2 separate regions of the Homo sapiens genome follow, and region 2 is linked to region 1. The links are chromatin loops, found by intact Hi-C in ENCODE. Cell type or tissue: heart right ventricle. All regions are shown on one strand. Each heading gives the region's core, and the rest is flanking DNA. Links, peaks and the distances in the headings are about the cores only. Region 1 overlaps LOC105370764 (a long non-coding RNA gene). Region 2 has its middle 20 kb from the start of NANOGP8.

Region 1 (2,917 bases), core at 206-2,705:
CAAGTGATCCCAATTTGAGAATGCCACTGTGTCCTGATGGGTCCCCGACAAATGCAGCACACCCATGAGTTCAAATTGAGTTGGGTCTGGTTTTCCTGACAAATAGGTTAAGAAAAGCTTTGAGCTTTTTGAACTTTTGGGATTTCAGAATGAAAGATAAGATTTTGTGAATCCATACACTATACTGTCTTTTTCTTCTGTTTACACACACTGTTCTCTCCACTTAGAATGTCCTTCCTTTTCTTGTCCACCTGGCTAACTTTTATTTAGCCTTTAAACATCATCTGTCCAATGAACATCAAGGGTAAATTACCATGGACCAATCCTCTGTAGACAACCCACCATCCAACAGTCCTGGGCATGTGTAAATGCAACAGCCTTGGAGAACTTGTGTGAGAATGGGGCTTGGAGCCTCCACCTCTTCGTTCAAGTGATTCTCCTGCCTCAGCCTCCCAAGTAGCTGGGATTTACAGTCATGCACCACCACACCATGTCCCGCTAATTTTTTTTTTTTTTTTTTTTGAGACAGAGTCTGACTCTGTCACCCAGGCTGGAGTGCAGTGGTGCGATCTCAGCTCATTGCAACCTCTGTCTCCCGGATTCAAGCAATTCTCCTGCCTCAGCCTCCAGAGTAGCTGGGATTACAGGCATGTGCCACTACGACCGGCTAATTTTTTTTTTGCATTTTCTTATTAGTAGAGATGGGGTTTCACCATATTGGCCAGGCTGGTCTCAAACTCCTGACCTTGTGATCCACCTGCCTCGACCTCCCAAAGTGCTGGGATTACAGGCGTGAGCCACCGCACTCGGCTCATTCTTGTATTTTTAGTGGAGACAGGGTTTCACCATGTTGGCCAGGCTGGTCTCAAACTTTTGACCTCAAGAGATCTGCCCACCTCAGCCTCCCAAAGTGCTGGCATTACAGGCATGAGCCACTGCACCAGGCCCACATCACTTTTTAAGAATATTGCCTGGGTGCGGTGGCTCACGCCTGTAATCCCAGCACTTTGGGAGGCCGAGGCGGGTGGATCACGAGGTCAGGAGTTCGAGACCAATCTGGCCAACATGGTGAAATCCCATCTCTACTAAAAGTACAAAAATTAGCTGGGCGTGGTGGCATGCACTTGTAATCCCAGCTACTCGGGGACTGAGACAGGAGAATCACTTAGACCCGGGAGGTGAGGTGGAAGTTGCAGTGAGCCGAGATTGTGCCACTGCAGTCCAGCCTGGGCGACAGACTGAGACTCTGTTTCAAAAAAAAAAAAAAAAAATATTATAATCACACCCCAGAAATGGGTTACCATGCACAGTGCGGAATACATAAAACTAAACAAGATTTATTGACAAACGCTTTCAAACTTTGTTGAACAATGAACCAAATTGTTAACTAAAATTTTAAATGCAGCTTCATTAGTTTTTTGCCATTTCCACTTTTCTTACTGGTTCTTCCCATTTTCAGTGGCTTGCTCTCCTGAGCAGGGACAGGAATTCCTGTCCTAAAGTTGGATGACATCTGGCTGGAACCATAAGATGTGTGCTGTGACAGAAACCAGAGCAGCTGGCAATCTGGGAACTGGAACTGTCTTCGTCGATTTTGAATATTTGGTCACCTTATCTGAGATTACCCATAAACTCACTTTTTTTAAGTCTCTCTGAAGGCAGCTTTTATTGTGTAATTTAAAAAGAATTTTTTTATGTTTTTTAATGATCTGGGTTAATTTTAAACAAGGATTTATGAAATGTGAGCTGGTGCCAGGAAAACGTGGATCAATTGTTGCTTCCCTAGAGGAAATAGTGGTCTTTTAATAATAGATCTTAATAAAGTGTCTATATTTCTTTTAGGACTTAAAAAATAGACAAAGCAAAATATGGGTTAAGTAAGGTTTTGTGGTTTGCTTGAAAACTAAATTGTACATGGCCTGAATAAGAAAAAAAAAAGTTCTAATTAGACTCTTGGTTCTAGCAAGTAGATACTCATTTAGATGTCCTTAAGAAAAGGTGTTAATTATATGAGTATCATATCACTTAGGATTAACATTGGCTATATGTGACAGACATCCAAAACAGTGGTGGCTTAAATTAGATAGTACTTATCTTTCTTGTAAAACTCCAGAGATAGGCAGTCCGGAACTGGCCTGGCTCCACGTCAATGGACCAGCATACTTTTCTGCTGCAGACTACTAGGATTTCGGTCAATACATAGAAAATCTAGCCAACCGAAAGGAAAGGGGAGGATAAATGGAATTTCCCCTTCCTTTAAAGATGTGTCTAGGAAATTGCATACCCCACTTCCTCTGACAGCACATTAAACAGAATATAATCAAATGGCAGAGCTTACCTGATTGGAAGTTTGAGCAGTGTAGTTCTCATACCAGAAAGCTATGTCCCCAGCTAAAAAGTGAAAGGTTCCTTAGATAGGAAGATGGCAAAGACAGATGTTGGGGAAAATGAGTAGTTCTTTTAAACTTAAAGAATTATCCATCCCATCTGATAAGCCGTTAGGCTCAATTTCTGCAGCCTCTGCCTTTCCTTCTTAAATAGCCAGCCATCTCCTTGTTCTTTAATCTAGGGGTAAAGAGAATTACAAAAAGAATTAGTCTTCTATGTTTACTTGACACTTTGCCCCTGTAGGGCAGAGCCTGCCATGTCAGGACAGTTTGTGGGTGGCTGGAGCTGGAACCAATCAAACCCTAACCATGAGCCTGGAAAACAAGGTCTAGTTAGGAATCACGAAGAGAAAAACGAATGCTGCGGAAGCCATCAACAAATACCACAATGTCTAAGAGGCAGCTCTTAGTTAACATGTTCAAATCAGAATTCTTCATTTCTCTTCCAAATTGTACCTCAAAGTGCCCTACCACCCACCCAGTTGTTTAAGCCAAAAATTGAAGTGTAATAACTTTAGCCTCTTTTCCTT
Region 2 (2,917 bases), core at 231-2,730, 61 kb before region 1:
GAGCCATAAAAGGCTCTGTGCCAAAAGGCTTGCAGAGCCTGGATGGCCCAGAATTCCAATCTAGGCTCAGTAATATGTGACATTTTCACAAGGCAGGTGGCTCCATGCTGGAGTTTCCCATCACCCTAGAATCTCACGCTGAACTAGTAATGAACAGGAGTTCATCATAAGGTAGTGTAGTGACCGATTCTCTCCCAGTCATGAGCACACTTAACCATACTGTTTCATCTGTGGCTGGGTGACCCAACAACAGAATATTCTAGAAGTCTAAGTCTGACCTCTGTAAAGAGGAGTAGGAAATTGTCATAGAGGAAGAGTCCTACTTGCTGCAATTTCCACAGGGTAGGAAAAAATCCTGTCACTGCCATATAGGGCCCCTTACCACTGGCTGTCTCTGGACTTGCAACCATGCATAGATACACACACATAATTAGAATAGCCTTAGCCATCTTATTATCAATATTAAAAAAAATTGGCCAGTACTTTTATTTTATTTATTTATTTATTTTTTCCTGAGAGAGAGTCTCACTCTGTCACCCAGGCTGGAGTGCAGTGGTGCAATCTCAGCTCACTGCAACCTCTGCCTCCCGGGTTCAAGCGATTCTCCTGCCTTAGCCTCCTGAGTAGCTGGGATTACAGGCGTGCACCACCACGCCTGGCTAATTTTTGTATTTTTTTAGTAGAGATGGAGTTTCACAATGTTGGTCAGGCTGATCTCCAACTCCTGACTTCATGATGCGCCCACCTCGGCCTCCCAAAGTGTTGGGATTACAGGCGTGAGCCACCGAAAAATTGGCCAGTTCTGTAGTGTCTTTTCCTTTCCGAATTTCATGATACTGTTGAGAAAAGCCTGATCTTTCTTGCCAAGATACAGCACTGTCTTCCCAGTGCCTGTTAATCCTCTTTTATTTTATTTTATTATTTAAGTGAAGAAAGCTTACTGAGCTGAAAAAAACATTTAGATTGTGACTTCAAAATTGTGACCAGAGAAGGCTGAATTTGCGAGTTGTTTAAAGAAATGAAAAGCAGCCCAGATGAAAAGCTGGAAAGGCTCAGGAAGAAACACAGGTGATGGGAAAGGAAAATAATCTACCCCCAGGCTGAGTAGGGAGCAAACCGAAAAAGACAATACGGAATAAGACCACATTATGTCTAACTGAAAATTGTTGTCAATCTTTCCTCTCCAAAAAAAAAAAAAAAGATGTTCTAATATGTAAGAATAAATGCATGTGTCAAATGGGGTTGTTTGCAAACACTCAATTATTATTGCACAGCAGGAGCACACGGCTCTCTTACTCTCTCTTTTGAGCTGGGTGACAACGACAGGAAGAAGACATCTAAAACATGTTTACATTTTAGCAGAGAGGCCTTCTGGAGGAAAGTCAATCCATAAATCTAAGACATAAATAAACAAGCCACCATCTTAGGCAATGTTCTTGAAAAAAGGACAGGAGACAAATCCGCCTTAAGTTGATAGGTTGACGTTGGAAAAGCGGACCTGGATTCTGTTTGCTTCAATAGAGGACCATAATTGCTGTTCTCTGTAACCTCAGGTCCTCCCCTCCTGGCACACACACCCATGGACCCTTCCCAGAGATCAACATGACTACCTCTGCAGCATGTTGAGTTATGTCGTTGGCCTCTTTGGCTCAGCATTAGTTGTGGAGCCTAGGAATTCGTACGTTGGATTTTCTGGATATGCCTTGGTTTGATTTGTTACTATTCCTTTGCTTTAAGTGGTAGAATCTGTTTTTCTTTTTTTTTTAATTTACATATATCATAATAAGCCATAAGTAAGAGCAGTAATGTGACTAATACAAATTTTACATTCTATAATATTATTAGTATGAACTTTGGTAACCCTATGGGGTGATTTTAATTTTGTTTTGACTGTTAAGAGAACTGATTATGACTTAAACTCTTCTTCAAGATAAAAAATTCTATTATGAACCCTAGATTCAGTACTTCAAACAGGAAAACCTTAGCTTTATTTTGGATACTCAGTGAAGTGATATATTCCTGGACAAATGAGGGGAGAGAAGAGGGCGGCAGGGAGGGGGAAGGGTCTTGAACGCAACTATTCCTCTAGATCAGCATCTCTATATCAGTTCTTAAGTAACAGACCAAACTCAGTCGTAAATGGTTTGTTCTGAAAAATGCAACTGAGTATTTTCTTAAGGAATGAAGCCTGGGAACAATCAAATAGACCAGAAGGGTGAGAACTATTTTCTCTTCAGTGGTTAATTCAGTGCCTGGCATAGAAAAAGTATTGTATAAATTATATATATATATTTAATTTAACTTAATTTTATTTTTTGAGACAGAGTCTCGCTCTGTCGCCCAGGCTGGAGTGCAGTGCGGCGATCTTGGCTCACTGCAACCTCTGCCTCCCAGGTTCAGCAATTCTCCTGCCTCAGCCTCCTGAGTAGCTGGGATTACAGGCATGAGCCACCGCGCCCGGCCTAAATAATATTTTTAATGAATGGATGTGCCATTATCCTCCATTAGTATATTTATCAAGCATCTAACAAAACACCAAAAATTGATTGAGATCAATCACCACTGTATTTAAAGTTTTCAACTTGCCCTACTAACAATACTTTGTCAGCATTCCAGGTGGATGGCAGAATGAACTGACTTACCCTTCATGGCCTGGCCTCTTTATCTTTAAAAGCTGAAAGATGGCCAGGTGCGGTGGCTCACGCCTGTAATCCCAGAACTTTGGGAGACTGAGGCGGGTGGATCACGAGGTCAGGAGTTCCAGACCAGCCTGACCAACCTGGTGAAAGCTCATCTCTACTAAATACAAAAAATTAGCCAGGCGTGGTGGTGCATGCCTGTAATCCCAACCACTTGGGAGGCTGAGGCAGGAGAATTGCTTGAACCCAGGAGGTGGAGATTGCAGTGAGCCTAGATT

What was found. Hi-C counts contacts between places; a loop is a spot of excess contacts. Peaks named below come from ENCODE experiments on the same cell type or tissue, not always from the same donor. Only the 100,000 strongest peaks of a DNase experiment are listed, where the experiment ranks them.
Region 2: it touches region 1 in a loop (6-fold over the local background); 1 of 110 quality-filtered maps calls a loop at or near these places.

What each region holds. Positions count from the first base shown.
Region 1 is chr15:35,002,774-35,005,690 of GRCh38, reverse strand. LOC105370764 (a long non-coding RNA gene) reads right to left here. Exons shown (of 5, transcript NR_188212.1): 3 at 2,339-2,565. LOC105370763 (a long non-coding RNA gene) reads left to right here. Exons shown (of 3, transcript XR_932098.3): 3 at 1,460-2,340. Among named protein-coding and RNA genes, the nearest start is that of ZNF770, 16 kb to the right of the region's middle. In heart right ventricle, for the core only: no CTCF peak of the experiment used is centred there; a DNase peak (open chromatin) is centred at 1,547.
Region 2 is chr15:35,063,452-35,066,368 of GRCh38, reverse strand. No RefSeq gene overlaps it. Among named protein-coding and RNA genes, the nearest start is that of NANOGP8, 20 kb to the left of the region's middle. In heart right ventricle, for the core only: no CTCF peak of the experiment used is centred there; no DNase peak of the experiment used is centred there.